Regions from separate parts of the Homo sapiens genome. Here region 1 is linked to region 2. The links are chromatin loops, found by intact Hi-C in ENCODE. Cell type or tissue: endothelial cell of umbilical vein. All regions are shown on one strand. Each heading gives the region's core, and the rest is flanking DNA. Links, peaks and the distances in the headings are about the cores only. Region 1 overlaps NFATC2 (nuclear factor of activated T cells 2). Region 2 has its middle 21 kb from the start of NFATC2.

Region 1 (8,000 bases), core at 1-8,000, 70 kb before region 2:
TCTATTTTGGGATTTTAAGATCCAGTTTCTTTCATTTCAAAGGGTGGGTTTTTGGAGGGCTCTCTGCATAACTCTTAGACTCAGCACGGCGAGACGGCGCTGAGACGGGCTCTGTCGGTGACCTGGGGAGAGGCGGGACCCACTGGCAGATCAACAAAACGCATCATTCAGGAACAAGGGGCCCGTTCTTATGTGGAGCGTATGGGGCCTGGCTTCCATAAACATGATGGAAGCCTGTGGGCTGAGCCAGTCTGACTCACCTCTTCATCGGGGCCGTTCCCAAGTTCATTCACTCCTCCGTTTAGTCATTCACGCAGCAAAGTGCCTCTCAGGAAAGAAGATTAAGCTGAAGGCTGTCCTTCAGGATTATTAATACACATTCCTTTGGTGAAGAATCGGGTGCTTCTCTGGATGGATGGTAACATGTGGGATTATCATAATCCCAGAATTTAAGACATTGGAGTAAGAAACCAGTAAATCAGGATTTCTCAACCTTCGCACTATTGGCCAGTGTGGACTATTGATTTGGGGGCCAAATAAGTCTTTCTTGTCGGGGGCTGCCCCAGGCATTGTAGGGTGTTTGTCAGCATCACTGGACTCTACCCAGTAGGTAGCAGCAGCCACCCTTTTCCCAACTGTGATGCACAAAAAAGTCTCTGGACATTGCTAAATGTCCCCTGGGACACGAAATCACTCCTATTGAGAAACATTCTTAAATTAAGCTAACATTTATGAGGAGGGGAAACAGAAAATCTGCACTGAAACCCTATCCCTTGTCCATCAGAAAGTGTTGTTCAACGGGACCTTCAAGAAACACCCCAGATCCTCCCACTTTTCACGTTCTCATCAACCTCCCTGGGTCCCAGCACTGTCATCTCTCACCTGGACCCCTGCATCCAGCCTCTCGCTAATTTCTGCCTTGTCCCTTGTCCCTATCCTGAATAGAATCTCCACAAGCAGCCAGAGGGATCTTTTAAAAGCAAATGAGATCCTATCACTTCCCTACTTAAAATCCCCCCATGGCTTCCCAGTGCATAAAGAATTACATTCAAGCTGGGCGCAGTGGCTCATGCCTGTAATCCCAGCACTTTGGGAGGCCAAGGCAGGCGGATCACTTGAGGTCAGGAGTTCAAGACCAGACTGGCCAACATGGCGAAACCCCCGTCTCTACTAAACATACAAAAATTAGCCAGACAGGGTGGCGGGCGCCTGCAATCCCAGCTACTCAGGAGGCTGAGGCAGGAGAATCGCTTGAACCCAGGAGGCAGAGGTTGCAGTGAGCCAAGATCGTGCCACTGCACTGTAGCCTGGGCAACAGAGTGAGACTGTCTCAAAAAAAAGAAGTGTGCAGATGACTTGCAGAAGAGTTCCTGGGAGGAAGCTCACCAAGATGGTGAGGGGGGCCCCTTTGGCCCTATCTCCCTCCTTCCTTGGAATTCCAGTGCTTGGAGTATAGAGGTGGTAGCTGCAGCCCCAGCAATCATTTTGAACCCTGAGGTGACCTGGAGTTGAACAGGAGGTAAGAAGGAACCCAGATTCCTAATGACTTCATAGCACTTTGGACTACCCATCTCTAGATTTTCTACATTCTTAGATGAGAAGCAACTGTTATTTGGGGTTTTCTGTTAGAGGTAATTAAACCTAAGTCTAATTGAAGGACTCATCAGCCCATCAGCATCACATCAAGTCCCCCACTCCTTCATTCAACTTCTTCTCAACTGCATTGCAAAGACAGTAAGACAACCATGTCTAGGCGGCTTCTGGTTAAACAAACTCAAGGTACAAATGGCACATGGATACGTGCACCGGCCTGCTTTACCAAAGGCTTCAAAAACAATGATTTCTCTGAAAAGCCAGTGCCAAAAGAGAATCTGAAAGAAACTGCCATGTACAAAGAGTCAGATGATTCAACTGCTCAGAAACATACCAAGTAATGACACCCAAGTCAGTCTGCAAATGTTCTCATCCTCTTACTCACAATCCAAAAGAACGTCTAGAAAGGTATTCCCAAGAGGAGAGGTGAAGTGGGGAAAGACGACTGTCTGACACACGCAGGAATGACGATGGTCCTCACTAGAAATAAAATTGCTGCTTACTTTCTGTCTGGTTTCCGAATTGCTTTTTCCTGGTTAAAAGGTGCCAGGCCTGGCAGCTTTCTAAACATTTAAAATTCAATTCAAGTCAACAAATATTTGTTAAGTTCTGCCTATTCACAAAAAGGGCCATGCTGGGGAAAACTGGATAATAGGGAGATGCTATAATTAATCATAATAACAACAACAATGACAGCTAATAATGTATTGCGTGCTTGCTAAATACAGGGCATTGTGATGTATGATATCTATCAATCTTCACTATGATATCTATCAATCTTCACTGCAACGCTATGAGAGAGGTATTATAATTTTAAACAAGAGGGAACTGAGGCTCAGAGAAATTAGTTTGTTCAAGGTCATGCAGCTAAGAAGAGAGAAGCCAGGATTCCAACACGGCAGGTCTACCTCCAAGACCCATTCTCTTGACAACTATACGATCTTCTGTTCCTGTAGTCTCTAAAGAGGGAAGAATACACAGCCACAAATGGACACACCACTGTTCCCCAACCTCAGTCATTTTCCAGCCTTATTCCTGATCTTCTACTGGACTGTTGGTTACTGAATCTCTCCACAATTTAAATTCATATCTTTACTTACAGAAATTTATCTTGAAAGAAACTTTATGTTGCTGCCATAAATAGGAAACCAGGATCACCAGCAGGAAATCAAATGTGTGCATAAATACACAATGAAATAAAGGTGCCATTAAAATAATTATAGCAGCTACACACGGTGGCACATGCCTGTAGTCCCAGCTACTTGGGAGAGTGAGACAGGAAGGTTATTTGAGCCCGGGAGTTTGAGACCAGCTTGGGTAACATAAAAAAAAATTTAAAAATAAAATAATTATAAATGTTAAAAATGCTGACTAAGTAACACAACATTAATCAACATGCTCCTTTCCCAGGGAACCATGGTTTGCAGAGCACAGGACTGGCATTCAAAGTACAGCAGAGGAGGTGCTGAAGCACTGGGTTTGGGGAGCCCCAAGATGGGAAGCCACCATCTCCAAAGCCAGTAGATCATCAAGGGATGATTAAGAAAACCACCCAGGTCAGTGCCCAGACACAAGAGGTGCTCAGCAAACCTCTGCAAAAGGACCCAAGGAGGTCTGCTAAGGACTCTTTACCAGGAGAGAAAAAGTACCACTGCCTGCCCACAAGCTAGGAGAATGTCCTGTATTCAGAGAGAGGACTAGAAAAGGAAAATCATCTCCTGGCTCCAGGGCACAAATTTTTAACCTTTTTTTGCACCAATGACCCCTTCTGCAGCTTGGTGAAGCCATGGCCCTATCTCTGAGTGATTCTTCCACATGCATAAAATGGACAAGGTTAAAAAAAAAAAAGAAGAGGGAAATCAACCAATGTATAAAAATGTAATGTATTTTCCCAAAACTAAAAAGTGGCATTCGTTCAGGTAGCCCGTCTGTCTGTCTTCCTTGCTCTGGGTTTGCATGCGCTGTGCCTGTGAGGTATGCAATGGTAGACCAGGAAATATTCAACGACCAGTTCTCCAAGACAGAAAGCTTGCTTTGCAGTGTTTGCCCATTTCCACGGTGTCAACACTCCCACAGTGGCTGATTTCCAGCTCCCGGTGTGACGATACTGTATATGGAGCTGGGAGGAGAAGTGCAGCGGCACCATTACGTGCTACCTCCGCCATGTGGATACACGGATGCCTATGACCTCAGGCACATAGGTCAGAACAACATGTAACAGAGTTCCTGGAACTTTAAAAATCAGCTCTCACAAGGCCACGAAAACGGGCTCCAGGACACTCCTGGGCACCCATAGGTCTCTGTGTGCATCTGTTTAGGTGCATAACTACTCAGATTGCAGTCTGCCCATCTCTTACTCTCTTCTCCCATTGATTTTCACATCTGCTCGTTGAGAACAGCCCCACCCCCACCAACACACACATACACATACACACACACACACACACACACACACACACACACACACACACCCCTTGCCCCAGCCCTACTCCCTGTGAAAGCTTATGAGGACCCTGCTATGGTCTGGCCTGCACACACATACCCCCAGCCCCGCGCCCCCGGAGTGCCATGAACACCCCTTGTTCACTGGCCCGGGCTCCCCTTAGATCTGGAGAAAGCCGCATCCCTGCACATCCCAGAAATGCGCAAATCCTACAAACCAAATCACCTCGGCCCCAAGGCTCCTAGAGCCTTCTCGCCCCAGCAGGAGGGAGAGCCTCATCTTTAAATCCCATCACACACATCTTCCTGTCTAGACGAGGTCCCTGGCTGCCAGGGCCTCAGAGTGAATGGATTCACAGCCTCCACCCGCTGGCACCACCGAGCCCCGCCGCACCCCGCCGCTATTCTCAGGACGACCTGGGCAGCCCCCCAGCTTCTAGAAAAGACACAGAGGAGACTGCGCAATCAACAGGCAGGAGTGTGCGTGAGTGCGGCATGACATGGGCACGCCACCCCAGAGAAGTGGGCGCCTGCTGCGCTAAACGTCATCCGTCATCCTTTCGCTGAAAAGTTGGAAAACAAACAACAAAAACCCCGCCCAGCCTCATTTAATGCGAACCAAACACAAAAGCCACAGGGGAAAGCTTTTCCTCTCTGTGCTTCCCTTTTCCGGCCGAGGAACACCACCAGCCAAGATAAGGGGACTGTGCGGGGCCCTCTGCGCGGCTTCAAAGGGCTGGCACCCGCCCGGGCCCGCTCCCACTCCCACTGGCTAATGGGCTCCCCGCTCCAGCCCTTGGGGAGCAGGAGGCGGCCGGGGCTCCATGCCAGGCGACTTGGAAGAGGTTTAAGGCTCACGCCACACAAGGGAGGAAGCTCGGCCTGTCAAGAGGCGTGATAAAGCAGCCCCTTATCGCAGTTTTCCTTTCAACTGCCTCCAAGTGAGCGCCGGCCGGGGCTGGGCCTGTCAAGGCCAAGCGTGTTCCTTTCATGTCGCCCTGGGTTCCTCGGTCAGCGACGTATCCACGGGCTCATGGAACTGTAGCGTCAGCATTGGAGTTTGCAGCTTGGGGCCAGAGGCTCCAGGAGGATGCGATCGTGTGCCTCCCAGCCTGGGCCTCTGGTGAACCATGTGGCATCTGCAAATCCACTAGAACCATCTGGGTCCCAGTTTTGCCATCAGGAAACCAGGAGAAGAAGATTCCAGAGCAGTGGGGTCCAACAGTTTAGACTGGGGGCTAGGGAGTCGGCAGACACAAGCTCAAGTCCCAACTGCTGAACTCGCTGGCTGTGGACCTTGGGCAGGTCACTCTGACTCTTTGACACATGTGTCACATAGAAAAAAGCACTTGTACATTTCATAGAGTTGCCAGGACCCAATGAATTGGTATAAGCACAGCTCTTAGAACCAGTGGCGACACATAGTAAGCGCTCAGTAAACGTTGGCCTTCATCTTGTTGTAATTCTTGTCGTTTTCTCATGGGGCTGTTATGGGCATAGAATGGGGATTGGCGACCTCACATTGCAACTGAGTGATGTGAAATTGACAACATGCTAGAGAAATGATTTTGATCTTCTAGGCACCTCCCATTTACAGAGGGAATGTCCCAGACTGACACAGTGAATCTACGATAAAAGAAAGCCTCTCATTACTTGAGCACCTTTCCACCCCGACTATGAGTCTCACTCACCGGGGCCCTGGATTCAGATAGCAGCTCCATCTGAGGCCCCTCGAATGCAGCAGACACTGGTTCAACGTCACCGCAGGGAAACCCCACTGGGCCTATTCCCTGAGAGGCGGGGCATGCTGAGAGACAGGAACAGAGTCGATCACATTGAGAGCAGCTTGGTCCCTGTCCAATCCTCTCATCAGTGGCAACCTCAGCACCATGTCCCCAGAGAGCTGCTCCCCACTGTGATGGGCATCAAACGCTTAGCAAAGAGCCAGCCCGGAACGTGACACCCTTGACCATCAGCCTGCTCAGAACCAACCAAGTCTCAGATCCGAGACTGGTTGGGGCTGCGGAAAGCTGGCCACACCTCTGAGCCCTCACCTCTGCAAAGGGGAAAATAACAGATGCCCATCCCATGCCCCATGAGCTGTGGCAAAGATTAGACGATATAATGGGTACAGTGCCTGGCAAAGAGTGGGTGCTCAGTGAGCGTCAACAGTTACCATCATCGCCACCATCGTCACCCATTTCAGACCTTCCTCCAAGCCATCTCAGGCAGCTCGGTCACCGTTACTTTGCTTGGTTATGAGTCCTCTTTTGAATGTGGACATGAGGAAGGACAGGACCCCAGTGCTCCCCTCCTTCTCCACGCGGAGTGGGCACCAGGCACTGAATTTCCATGGGTTTGCTCAGAGAGGCTAAGTCAGCTGCCTAAGGTGTCCGGCACAGGGCGGGTGCCACTGGAAATCAAAAGCAAATCTGGCGGCTTCCCTGGCTGGTGGCTTTTCTGCTACACCTGCTCCTCCTATTTCCTCTTTGTTTAAACATTTTTATTTTACTTTCAAGTGGAAATGCGGCACACGTCAGTAATTCCCTCACACTTCGCTCTTGAGGGGCTCCCCACTCCTCACCTTTATTTAAGGCCCCAAGGCCCTTTTCTTCTGCTACTACTACGTGCAGGTCTTTGTGCACAGAGTCAGCATCCTACCCTTGCCCAGAGCTGAACACGGCTCCATCCTGAATCCTAGGGCTGAGAACCCACGCGCCTTGAGGGACTGGCACTTGGCTTCCATAAACAAGGCCGCGGCTCAGTCATCTCACAGCATGGGAGAGGTTCTCACCTCCCGTGGCAGAGAGGTGACAGGCTGAGAAGCCACAGTTTGCCAGGAAGAACTTTTTGATGAAACAGGAAATGAAGTTTGTCGTAAGAGGGGAAAGCTCAACTCTGACTTCTTAAGGATTATTGAATCCCCGGTAAAACCCTGGGCTCCAGCTCTGAGGTCCTCTGTCCACTGAGAAAAGCCACTACCAAGGTGATGGTCACATACTGTCCTGAACGTGACTGCCAGCTGGTGTGTCCCCCTCCTGCTAGTCATCCACACTTGGAAAGGAGGTCAGCACAGCCCCCAAGTGGACACCCAATCCCAACATGGGCATTGTGCTACAGCAATTGCCTCCAGGTGGGGGCAAAGTAAGAACCAACCCAGCTCAGCAGAGCCAGAATCCCAGCTAGACCCTAAACCTCATTTTATTTTTTTTCTAGACAGCTTCCCACTCATCACCCAGGCTGGAGTGCAGTGGCACCATCTCAGCTCACTGCAACCTCCGCCTCCTGTTCTCAAGCAATTCTCCCCCCTCAGCCTCTGGAGTAGCTGGGACAACAGGCACGTGCCACCACACCCAGCTAATTTTTGGGTTTTATTTTGTAGACACGGGATTTCACCATGTTGCCCAGGCTGGTCTTGAACTCCTGGGCTCAAGTGATCCACCCACCTCAGCCTCCCAAAGTGCTGGGATTATAGACATGAGCCAGCACACATGGCTGGAAAGCCTCCTTTCTTAAAAAGACTTGTGTGACCGCATATTCACCTCAAAGAGAACACAGCTTCTCCATAATTTAAAGGGGTGAGGGGGACACATTCCATCGTAAATGCCCAAGAGAGAACTTGTTGATGTGTGAGTACAGACAGATCATCTGTCCTCTCTGGGGAACTGTCTTATCCAGTTCTGAACCTGGGTTTTCTTTGATGACAGAAGGCAAATAAATTCTACAGCACTCATTTTTAGCAAGCATGGAGTTTGCCGGGACCAAGGAAAATTGACTCACTCCCTCTTACAAATTCGTGGAGTTCAATTTTGTCACTTTCTGTGTTTGAAGCCAATAGTAAACACCCACATGCACACCCCCAGGTGTAAGAGAGCTCACGTCCCATGCACTGGCTGGGTCTACATGCCACCATGCCATCTGAAGGGGACTCTAACTCACACCTCAATCATCCCTCCTCTGTCCCT
Region 2 (11,852 bases), core at 1-8,000:
GAGAGTGAGACACAATGAGAGTGCGGTCCTTCAGCTTGTCCGAATGCTGTGGTCCTAACAAGCCACAGAACTTCTCCTGTGCTGCACTCATTCCTAACTCATTCATTCATCCATCCATTTAACCAAAAGAATTACTGAACACCTACTAAGTGCCAGGCACTCTCCTAGCACTGAAGATACAGTGGTGACCAAGACAGGTGTGGTTTCTGGTTCCTGGAGTTCAAATCTGTTGGAGGACATGGACAAATAGTCAGATAATTACCATCAGTGTGATAAGTACCAGGATGCAAGCAGCACAGGACAGAGGCCAGCAGAGCCCAGAGGAGGCCTCCCATCCAGGCTGGGCAGTCAGAGATTCTCAAATTCCTGTTCTAGCAAAGGAACAAAAATAGGAACCTGGCCGGCCATGGTAGCTCATGCCTGTAAACTCAGCACTTTGGGAGGCCAAGATGGGAGTATTACTTGAGCCCAGGAATTCAAGACCAGCCTGGGAATCATAGCAAGACCCCATCTCTACAAACAATTTAAAAAGTTAGCCAGGTATGGTGGTGCACCCCTCCAGTCCCAGCTACCCAGCAGGCTGAGGTGGGAAGATTGCTTGAGCCCAGGAGGTCAAGGCTACAGTGAGCCATGATCACACCACTGCACTTCATGCTGGGCAACAGAGTGAGACCATGTCTCAAAAATAAAAAAATAAAAACTTGACCGGCTTCTTCCAGTCAGGAAGTATAAATAATCAGTCATTTACATATTAAGTGTGAGTTATCCAATGAGAAAACGCATGAGAAAGTATTTAGTAATTGGATTTAGGCATTGGTTTTTTTGGGGGGGGGCGAGGTAAATGTTGAAATAATAAATTATACAATAGTAATGACCGCAATTATTTTTTGAATGGGTACCTTCCGGATTATATTGTTTATTAAAGGATTGAGAACTTCCATAGATTATTTGCTGTTTCCCCTGCTTCCTACCACCCTCCAAAGACTTCTACTGCCTGGGACCCTCCCCATAATTCAGCAAATAAATAGTTAAAGCCTGGCCCAGCAGAGAAGTGTCTAGGGGCCCTGCTCCTATGGTTCTGATTGGTTTGTATCTGGTTGTTACATTTACTAAATATTATTCTGGATAATATTAATATCACTCATAACATGGGGAAATTGAGGCACAAGTGAAGTAACTCATACAAGTGGCCAAGATTTGAACCTCTGATTCAGACCTCAAGCTGTTAACCTCTTGGATAGTAGCAATGTTACCTGGGACCCAGTGGAGACTCACAGAAATAGGAGACCCGATCCCTGGCCTCAGGGGGCTTGTAATCTAGCCAAAGAAAGTTCTTAATAAAGTTAGTCATGGGAGTGTCTGGTGAAAGTGTGATTCTCTCTGGAGTCTGAGAAGAGAGGCTTGCAAGCTGGAGGGGCTTCCCTTCCTGGGTAGCAAGGGAAAGACTAGCCAGGAGGAGGGGTCCCTGGGAGGGGCTCTCAGTACAGAAAGCAGCATGGGCTTTGGAGCTGCCACACTGGCTGGCTGAGGACTTTCTTCTTCTACTAAGAGTGGAAGCCTTATGCTTTCATTTCCCTGAGGGAAGTCAAAGCAAGAAGCCCTCGCTAAAGCACAAATCAGCTGCTGCCTCAGTTTCACCACCTCTAGCAATAAGCCTTATACCCTCCACATCCTCCCATATGTCTCTTTCCCTTCCAGCATATGTCAGGGAACAACGTGGTATTGGGGAAAGATCCCAGAACCAGGCTCTGGTCCCACCTCGGTCACCTCATCTGTCAAATGGTATAAAAAATTATGATGATGTTATTGAGTTTCAGAGACAGCAGAGCATATGGTGAAGAGTTCAAATTAAGGCTCTACCACTTTCTTCCTGGATAACACTTGGCCCATTGCCACACATCTCTGTGCCCAACCCCTCCTCCAGGAAGGAGACCATGATTGCAGTACTTATCATCTACAGTGTTATAACAATTAAAAGACTTAATGCTTGCAGAGCACTTAGCCCCTTGTCCTACTCCAGTCAATGATAAATTTATGTTTGCCGTCACCATCTAGGGCAGGAATTGAGCACTCACTGTGTGCCAGTCACTGTGCTCCTTATCTGCTATGTGACCTTGGGCAAAGCCGGGTCTCACTATCCTCAACTGTCAGACAATACTATTTGGTGTGTGTTTACTGCATGTTAAGCACAGAACTGAGCATTTTACATGCATCATTTCATACGATGCTCTTGACAATCCGATGAAGTTGATACTATCATTATTCCTTTTTGCAAATGAGAAAATTGAGGCTTCACAAGCCAAGATCTTAACCCTATCTGTGTCATTATAAAGTTCCAGTAAGTTTAAAAGTACTTTGGAAAGTAGAAAGTACTGCATCTCTTCAAAGAATGTTTACTGTCAAATCCAGTTTCTCCACAGCCTCAGTTTATTGTTTTGCATCTTTAATATAACAGGATTTGTAGCTAATATTTATGGAGCATTGACTATGACCAAGACACCATTTTCGGTGCCTTATCTGTTTTACCTCATTGAATCTCATAACAACCCTGGAAGAGAGACATAATTATTGGCTCCATTTTACAGATGAGAAAAGTGTGGCACAGAGAAGTTAAGTCACTTGCCCAAGATCACACAGTTGTGATGTGGCCAAGCAGAAATTCTAATGGAAGCAGAAGGCAGGGAGTCTGGGTTTGGGAGAGAACAAAGCTCACCCTGGGTTTGTTTATTGCTGAAATACTTTCCATCATCTCACTCAGATAAAACTGAACACACCTCTTTCAGATCTTCAGTTTTTCACAGGGCCAATGCCGCTTTCTGTGCAGAAAGTTTGGAATTTTTTTAAATGCAAATATTTCTCTTCTCTATTTAACGACCCCACCCATTGGATGGGATATTGGGCTTTCCCTCAAGAGACCACCGTGCAGGGCATAGTGGGAGCATTTGGATCAGCCTGTGTCAAGCCAGCTGTCTCTGATGCCTGGAACTGCATTCTATGTGCCCAGTTGCCTTGGCAGACCAAGTGTGGTTCGCCTGGAACAATCTGGTGCCCTTGTCTCCCACATGTACACACACACACACACTGGTGTGCATACACCCACAATCCCTGCACGCATGAGCATGGGCTGGGGAGGGTAGCTATTGAACACGCGCACACAAAATACCCACATTTTGAAACCTTAGCAGAACTAGTTCATACACCTGGGGCACAGAGTTAGCAGCCTCAATAAAATTCGAGGCTTGTGTTAGATCACACAGTAAAACAGAAGCCCAGTTTCTCATCCAAGTTCTTTCTCTCTCTCTCTCTTTCCAAATGGAGCTAAATTTGGCATTAGGCTGACCTCCACCCCCACCACGAGAACATCAAACACCCGGTTTCAGTATTTATGACAGTAAAAACCCTTTCTCGCCCTTAATATATCTGTCTTCTGTCTGAGAGCATTGCTTTTACAGATGATACGATATCAGTAAATTTTTTTTGCCATTATGTCATAGGCTTGACCACTAGCAGAGGACAGGATAAACTGGTACCCGTTAAAACGTTCGAAGTCCTGGCAGGGTCTTGCTTTCAAAAGCGCAGCTCAGCTAAAACTATGTGTCATTGAGGTCTGCCGTGGCAAAGCACACCGTTTACCTAACCCAAGGCATTTGGCTTCAATCTAGTTAAAAAAAAAAAAAAGAAAGAAAGAGAGAGAAAGAAAAGAAAGAAAGAGAGAGAAAAGAAAGAAAGAAAGAGAGAGAAAGAAAAGAAAGAAAGAAAGAGAGAGAAAGAAAAGAAAGAAAGAAAGAAAGAAAGAAAGAAAGAAAGAAAGAAAGAAAGAAAGAAAGCAAGCAAGCAAGCAAGCAAGCAAGCAAGCAAGCAAGCAAGCAAAAGCCTCTCAGGTTTATTTACTGAAATTGTCATTTCTTCCCCCCCCCACCCCCACACCCCGAACTTTAATCAGCCACGCAAAGCACAAAACCTACATTCAACTCTGATTTTATGACAGGAGGCTAACTCCTCCTCCGCGAATTTATTTCACTTAACTCTCGAAGCCCCTCCCACTTGGCAGCCAGGCCCTGCAGCCCCCAACGCAGTGCTCCCCTCTGAAAAACACAACGCTTTGCCCATTTCCACTTTTAAAGACCGATTCGTTATTGTGGAGCCAAAGCCCCTCCGCAATCCCGACCAGATGGGACATTTTCATATCTTATGCTCCTTATAGTTAACCCCCTCCCATAAGATCCAAGTGGTGTGATACCAGGACTAAATCCAAGAGAAGGGGGAAAGAAGCAGAAACAGGGAAAGTACAGTGTAATCAGATCCCCAAACAAACTGATGGTACATTGCACTTTAAAGGGGTAGCTGGAGGACTCTATCCAGCAGGCACATCAAAAAGGGGGAAGAAAATAGTTTAAATGTCCCAGAGCATCCGCTGCTGCTGTAACTGTTAGAAAGCAAAGTCTTCCTTACTATACTTGCTGTATAGTAAAATGCCAAGCCTGTTCTCTTAAAAGAAAAAAAAGTAATAATAATAATACTGCAGCGTTATGGCATTTGCTGTCAAAAGCCGAGTGCTGAAACGGTTAAACAGCCAGCGGTTAGTAGCGAGAATCCCTCCCGGTGTCCCGTGGAGAGGAAAATCCTCCCGACAGACTGGCCTAGGGAATCCCGGCCTGGGACACTTCCCTGCCCCCGCGTAAAGTTGTCCAAAGTCGCCTTCCCAAGTGTCCCTTCCCTGGCCGGGGCGCGGGCGCCCCTCCGCGGGCCCCGCTACCTGTGCGCCGAGGGCGAGCGGGGTCCCCAGGCCTCCCGCACCGACCTCTGCCGGGAGCTGAAAGTGCTGCCCGGGACGGGAGCAGCAGGAAAGGGCCGGGAGGAGCGAGCGGAAAAGGCTGGAAGGGATCGAGAGTCAGTTACCTTGGTCCACAGACCCCATGATGCGGAGGGGATGGCAGTGCCCCAGTCTGAACGCAGCCTCTCTCTGCATCTGGAGGGCACGGGGACTTGGCGCGTGTTTGGAAAGGGGGATCTGTTTGTATCGACCAGCAGCCGAGGGGACGCCGTCTTCTCTACCGCGTGCCCGCGGGGCTGCCCTGGCCGAGGAGCCTCGGAGCGACCCGGGAGCTGCGCGCCTCCCGGCTCCCGGCTCGGCGGAGTCGGCGCGGCTCCGCGATCCGGCTTACTCCAGAGGCAACGCGACTTCCTTCCCCGCGCTCCGTGTTTATAGGCTTTCAATGCAGTAAAATAACGGGATTCCCTCACTGTTTCCTCCTGTTTATCCAGCGCCATGGAAACCACTGGATCCCGTCCATCTCCAAAACTAAGGGCTTTCCTGCAAACTTCACACTCAGGAATCCATGACGTCGCCTCCTCCGCGGCCAGCCAGCTCCGTGGCTCCTTCGGCCGCCAGCACAAGTCCCTGATTGTTCGGGAGAAAAGTCTGGGAGAGGGAGCGAAGCGGGCGACGGCGAGAAGAAGGGGGTGGGGGCGTGCGAGTGTCCAAGTCAGCCCTGCAGGAGCTCCAGGCGGCTGTTTGCAAGGAGTGCCCAGCCACCGCCTTCCCTGGCCCGTGGCAGCTTTTCATAAATCAAGCCCGAGACTCCCAAGCCCCCCATTTGCCAAGCGGGCGCCTCTTGGAGAAAGCTGCCCAGGGTTCAAATCAACACCCCAGGTTGTCCAAGCTCCTGGACGTTTGCCCAGGGGCCCTTCCCAGTCCCTCACGGCCTCTGGCTGCCCAGATTTTTGTGTGTTCAAGGATGGTGGGGAGGAGGAAGAGGAGAAGGAGGAGGAAGGAAAAGAAATAAATAACGGTGCCTTGTGTCAACTCTCCAACTTCGAGAATTTTTTTTCAAAGAGTTTATTTTTAGATTCATTTAGAAAATCCAAGGTTTCCAGTGATGCTCAGAGGCTCCAGAAATAATGAAATGGCCAAAGAGAAGCTGAAACCAGGCAACCCATGTGTTTACACATGCTCTGAATAAACAGGAAAATAAAGAGAAAGGATATCATGAACTTTGCACAGTGTCCAGAAGAAAGTCCTTGCGATGCCACGCATGGTTCACAGCAATAGGCCACGAGACCCCCAGAAGGTCCGTGGGGAGGGGGAGAGGGAGAGGTGCAGCGGTCAAGATGCCTTTTCTGGACTTGGACTAGGTCTGCCTCTTCACCTGCCTGCAGGGTGGGAAATTCTGAGCCCAAAGATAAAGCTGGCTTTGAAAATGGACTTCAGATACTGTTGTGAGCTCTGATAAAATTGTGGATAGCAACCAAGGCTGGTGACTCATCACATACACACCCCCCCTCCCCCCGCACGCTCTTACAGAGAGACTTGAACTTAAAGAGGCATCGAGAGGCAGCTGGCTCCATCCGTGGGACCACTCTGTTTTCCAGTACTGGCCCACAATAGCCTCACTGGGCAGCTCGCAGACATAACCACTCCTGCTGGAGATAGATGCTGGCCCACAGAGACCAGCTGGAACTGCGCCTGAGAAAGCCCCACCCCCAGCCCCGCCCAGGGGACTCTCTTCAAGCCTGCCTCAACCAGGGTGGCCTCCAGCAGGACAGTCTAAGTAATGCTGCTCCCCCAGAGAGCAGCCATTATCTGTCCACCTACTGTGTGCCAAGGAATTCAAGGTAGGGAAGTCTCACTGACTCTCGAGTAACTCAAAAATCGTGGCGCCACCAAATTTCTTGCAACCACCCTGCAAGGAGGGGATCCTCTCTCCCACTTTCCAAAAGGGAAACTGAGGCACATAGAAGGCAGGTGGCTTGCCTGTTGATTTACTTGGCAAATTCTGGGGTGCAGCCTTTAAGGGCGTAGAGAGGATTCTTTTCAGTGGAGCCTATTGAGGAAGACTCATTCCCTGAGGCCTCCTTCACCAACCATCTGAAGCAAGAACAGGGTGACCAACCTTCCTGGTTTGCCTGGGATTGAGGGGGCTCCTAGAATGTAAGACTTTCAGTTTTAAAGCTGAGAAGGTGGAACCTTCCACCCAAGGTGGAACTTGGGACAGGTTGGTCATCCCAGGCGTGAATGAAACTCAACTTCCTTTTGCCAGTATCCAGACACCAAGGAAGCCTGCTAACCATTGTCTTCTGCAGACAGTTACTACACTTAGTAACACTATGAATGGCAACCCCTCACCTCAGTACCTACTAGGTGCCAGGCCCTGAGCTAGAGTCATCTATAAATTCCCACTCACAATCCCACTGCAAAGTAATAGACTAAAGCTGAAAGGGGTTAGCCCTGTGCCATCCGATATGGCAGCCACTAGCCACATGTGGCTATTAAAATATTAAATAATTAACAAATAAAATGTAGGTGTCAGTTCTTCAGTTGCACAAGCCATATGTCAAGTGCTCAAAAGCCCACATGTGGCTGGTGGCTACCAAACTGGACAGCACAGAACAGAATGTTTCCATCACCGTAGAATGTCCTCTTGGGCAGTAGTGGGTTAGACAACCTGAGAGGCCATTTAGAGCTCAGGCTCTACAGTCAGATGGTTGGCTTTGCCATGGCATCACTCACCCCACTCTGTAAAATGGGGACACTAGGAATACCCTCCTTAAAGACTTGCTATAAGGATTCAATGAGTTTCTTTAATTGAAGTGCTAAGAACAGTAAAGCATATAACAAATCCTAAAAAAAAAAAAAATTTTTTTTGAAGAAAACCTTCCCACAGTCAAGAAATGAGTAGTGATTAAGCCAGGAGTAGGATTATTAGACTCGGCATTCATGCCCTTCCTCTCCAGGGCTCCCTACAACTGCCATGTCCAGAGCATCAGACAAGCTTGGCAAGGTCTGTTTCCTTTCACCCTCCCATTGAGCTTGATGCTGTGAGCCCCATTTACAGATGAGCAAACTGAGGCTCTACAAGTTGATGTGCACACAGCCAGTAAATGGACGGCCCAGAGTTGAACCCAGCTCTGTTTGGCAACAAAGCCTGTGTTCTTGGCACCATATCCCCTGCCTCCCAGAATCCTCCCTTGGTACCGAGGTTTTAGAGGCCAGAAGCGAGAAAGGAAACAAGCTTGCTGGGCCCTCCTCTGGCGGACTCATTATCGGGGATAAATTTAGACTCAGTCCCACCCAACTCAGGCCTCTGAGGCGATTCCCCAACTCCACAGGTGCCCAGAGCTGCTGAGCAGGGGATGTCTTTTGGAACTCGATAGAATCAGCATTAGCCACATTTTTATAGAGCCCACTCTTTGTCACGGTTAAGCGTTTTTCCCTTTTAAAGCACATTAATACTACAAGGGCTGGAGCCGGGGCAGTTGCAGCTGAGTCACCTAATTTGCCCTTCTGGGCTGCAGCTTTCGGCTTCTTAGTTTAGCCGTCCTTTGGTTCCTCAGACAATTTCTTTCCTCTCCCAGTGCCAGGGCAAGAAATATTTTGTCCTTTTGAACTGAACCACCCACTGTTTTTCACTTCTCTCGAGCACTCTCCCTTTTTTAAGGGATGCTCCAAGGGGGGTGGGTGGGGAGCTTCTGCCCACTAAATTATCCACGAAAACTCCCAAAAATAGAGGCTCTCAGCTGGGGTGGGAATGCACCAGCAAGTAAGGAAAAAGCAAAAGAGAAACTGAATCAAAGCAAATAGAAGGCGTCCAGGTGGCCGTAGGGGGAATGGTCCAGGGAGGCTGCAGAGACATCTGGGTTGGAGGAGACCTTGAATCACCGGGGAAGCCTTTTATTAGATTCTCTTCCCTCCATCAGCCTCATAAATCAGAAACACAGGTATTTCTGCTGAGACACCACTTAAGTGATGCTGCCCCAAACAACTGATTCAACACCAGGGTTATTTAAAAGGACTAGGGCAGCTTAGGTGAGGGCCCTTCTTTGCATCGCTCAAGTGTTATCTCTGTGCCAATAGGTCCCCTTGACTGTCAACCCCTTCCTGGCTGAAATGTAGATGGCAGTTGAGAATTGTTCTAGATTTCTACATGTCTCATACATAGAAAGTAGGACCAACGCAGGTGTCCGAAAGGTTTATTGACCTACCTAGAATAACAATGAACATTTATAGAGCAATTGCTATATGGTAGGCATTAACTCATTACATCCTGATGACAACTTTATGATGATCATTTTCCAGAGGAGAAAACTGCAGCACAGAGAGGTTGTGCAGCTTTCCCAAGGTTGCACAGCCAGTAAGTGGCAGAGGTGGGATTGGAACCCCAGCCACCTGGCTCTCGGGTGTTTTCTGAATTGCTCCGAGAAGCTCCCTATCAAATATCTGTTTGCCAGGCTTATTCCATGGGCATGGCTCAGGCTAAGTGGTGGGGGTGGGGTGAGGACACAATTAGAAGTCATAGTCCTTGCCTCCTACTTGGTTGACAAGGACACCACAAGGCCGAACGAGCAGTAGTGATCAACAGCAGCAACAGGAACGTGGGCTGGAAATGCTGGAGGTATTCACGGAAGTTGGTCAGTGCATCCTGGTGAGCTCTGACCAGGGGTCTCCACCCTCCCAGCTGGAACCTGGTGGTTGCCATTCCTGAACATCCTCCCCTTCCATTGCCACATCTTACAGATAGATCTCCCAGCTCTGAACATCTTCCCTCGGAAAAATCTCTCAAATTCACTCGTGGCCATTAAAATTTTAAATAATTGCAGGGCGTGATGATTCACACCTGTAATCCCAGCACTTTGGGAGGCTGAGCCGGGAGGATCACTTGAGTTCAGGAGTTCGAGACCAGCCTGGCCAACATGGTGAAACCCCGTCACTACTAAAATTACAATTAGCTGGGCATGGTGGCGGGCACCTGTAATCCCAGCTACTTGGATGGCTGAGGCAGGAGAATCACTTGAACCCGGGAGGCGGAGGTTGCAGTGAGCTGAGATTGCATCACTGCACCCCAACATGAGTGACAGAGCGAGACTCTGTCTCAAAAAAATTTAAAAATAAAAATAACTAAAATAAAATGTTAAATAATTAACAATTAAATAAAATGTAGGTGTCAATTCTTCAGTTGCACAAGCTATATGTCAAGTGCTCAAAAGCACACGTGGCTGGTGGCTACCAAATTGGACAGCACAGAACAGAACATTTCCATCACCGTGGAAAGTTCTCTTGGGCAGCCCTGGGTTAGACAACTTGAGAGGCCAGTTTCTCAGAGCGATTGAGAAAACACTTGAGAGCCAGGTGGCTGGGGTTCCAATCTCTGCCACTTACCGGCTGTGCAACCTTGGGAAAGCTGCACAACCTCTCTGTGCTGCAGTTTCCTCCTCTGTAAAATGACCATCCTAAGATTGTCGGGAGGATTTAATGAGTTAATGCCTACCACATAGCAATTGCTCTATAAATGTTCCTTGTTATTCTAGGTAGGTCACTTCTCTTCCTCTCCACAATACCAGCCTTGCCAGGACCCCCATCAACATCTCTCTCCTGGTGACTCTTCGGCCTCTTCGCCTCCTCTTCTCTCCTGTTCCTTCCCTGAGGTCTATTCTTTCCTGCACAACCAATGTGATATTTTCTCAGCTTTAGACTCTAAAGGGGACATGTGACCATGTCATCCTCCACTGAATCACAATTACCTTGCGGGTAAAGTTCAAAATCCCATATGTGACCAATGACCTATAAAATCTAACCCACCTTCTCTAGTCTCACCACCACTTACCTCTTACACCCTTCAACTCCACACCCCTGCCTACTGAAATACTCAGCACCCCACCCCCTGCCAATTCTCCCTGTTATTCCTCACTTCCAGGCTTTCCGCTAGGCTGTTCTCTCTCTCCTCCCACCCTCAAGCTCCTCTCTGTGCTTGGGTAATTCTAGTGGCCTCCCAGTCTTGCCTTGGATAACATTTCTTAGGGAGAAGTCTCAGCTTCCTCATCTATAAAATGGAGCTACATCTACTTCTTAGAGTGATATGGTTTGGCTGTGTCCCCATCCAAATCTCATCTTGAATTCCCACGTGTTGTGGGAGAGACCTGGTGGGAGATAATTGAATCAAGGGGGCAGGTCTTTCCCATGCTGTTCTCATGATAGTGAATAAATCTCACGAGATCTGATGGTATTATAAGGGGGAGTTTTCCAGCCCAATCTCTCTCTTTGCCTGCTGCCATCCATGTAAGATGTGACTTGCTCCTTCTTGCCTTCCACCATGATTATGAGGCTTCCCCAGCCACGTGGAACTGTAAGTCCAATTAAACCTCTTTCTTTTGTAAATTGCCCAGTCTTGGGTATGTCTTTATCAGCAGCATGAAAATGGACTAATACAGGGAGATATGAGCATCTGAGAGGCCAATGTATCTGATGAAGCACTAAGCACAGTGCCCAGTACACAGTAGGTGCTCAATAATGGTAGCTACAGTTACTATCATCTTGCCACTACAAACACCTGTCATGCTTTATCACCCAGCTCAACCAAATATACCATTTCAGAAGTGCCCCATCCCTCTTAGAATAAAATTCAATTCCTCACCAAGGCTGATGTAGCCAGCCTCTAGAGGGTCCTAGTGGCTCCCACCTTGGTGTTCCTGCTCCTGGGCCATGCCCTCCTAAATGGGCAACACAAGGCTACTGCAGAAATGAGATGTATGACTTCCAAGTCTAGGTCATAAAAGATGTGTGGCTTCTGCACTGCTGTCTTGGATCACCCACCTTGGGGGAAGCTGGCTGCCGTGTTGTGAGGACACACAGGCAGCCTTTTGGAGAGGCCCATGTAGTAAGAAACTGAGGCCTCCTGCCCACAGCCCGCATTTCAGTCAACCCTTCAGATGACTGCAGCCACAGCCAATGGCTTGACTCAGGAAAAACCCTGAACCACCCAACTAATCTGTTCCTGAGCCACAGAAACTATGAGATGATAAATACTTGCTCGTTTAAGCTACAATGTCCAGGGGGAAGCAACAGAAAACGAATGCAA

The links. A loop is a pair of places that touch in the nucleus more often than their neighbours do. Peaks named below come from ENCODE experiments on the same cell type or tissue, not always from the same donor. Only the 100,000 strongest peaks of a DNase experiment are listed, where the experiment ranks them.
Region 1: a loop joins it to region 2, with 4 times the contacts of the local background. A loop is called at or near these places in 6 of 110 quality-filtered maps.

The regions. Positions count from the first base shown.
Region 1 is chr20:51,487,856-51,495,855 of GRCh38, forward strand. The region is part of intron 3 of NFATC2 (nuclear factor of activated T cells 2); the gene reads right to left. Among named protein-coding and RNA genes, the nearest start is that of MIR3194, 39 kb to the left of the region's middle. RefSeq lists enhancers at 1-721, 685-1,185. In endothelial cell of umbilical vein, for the core only: no CTCF peak of the experiment used is centred there; DNase peaks (open chromatin) are centred at 246 and 4,766; H3K27ac peaks cover 1,945 bases.
Region 2 is chr20:51,557,661-51,569,512 of GRCh38, forward strand. It overlaps a transcript of NFATC2 not described here. Among named protein-coding and RNA genes, the nearest start is that of NFATC2, 21 kb to the left of the region's middle. In endothelial cell of umbilical vein, for the core only: a CTCF peak has its summit at 4,779 (motif pointing left); DNase peaks (open chromatin) are centred at 4,171, 5,291 and 6,281; H3K4me3 peaks cover 2,070 bases; H3K27ac peaks cover 2,241 bases.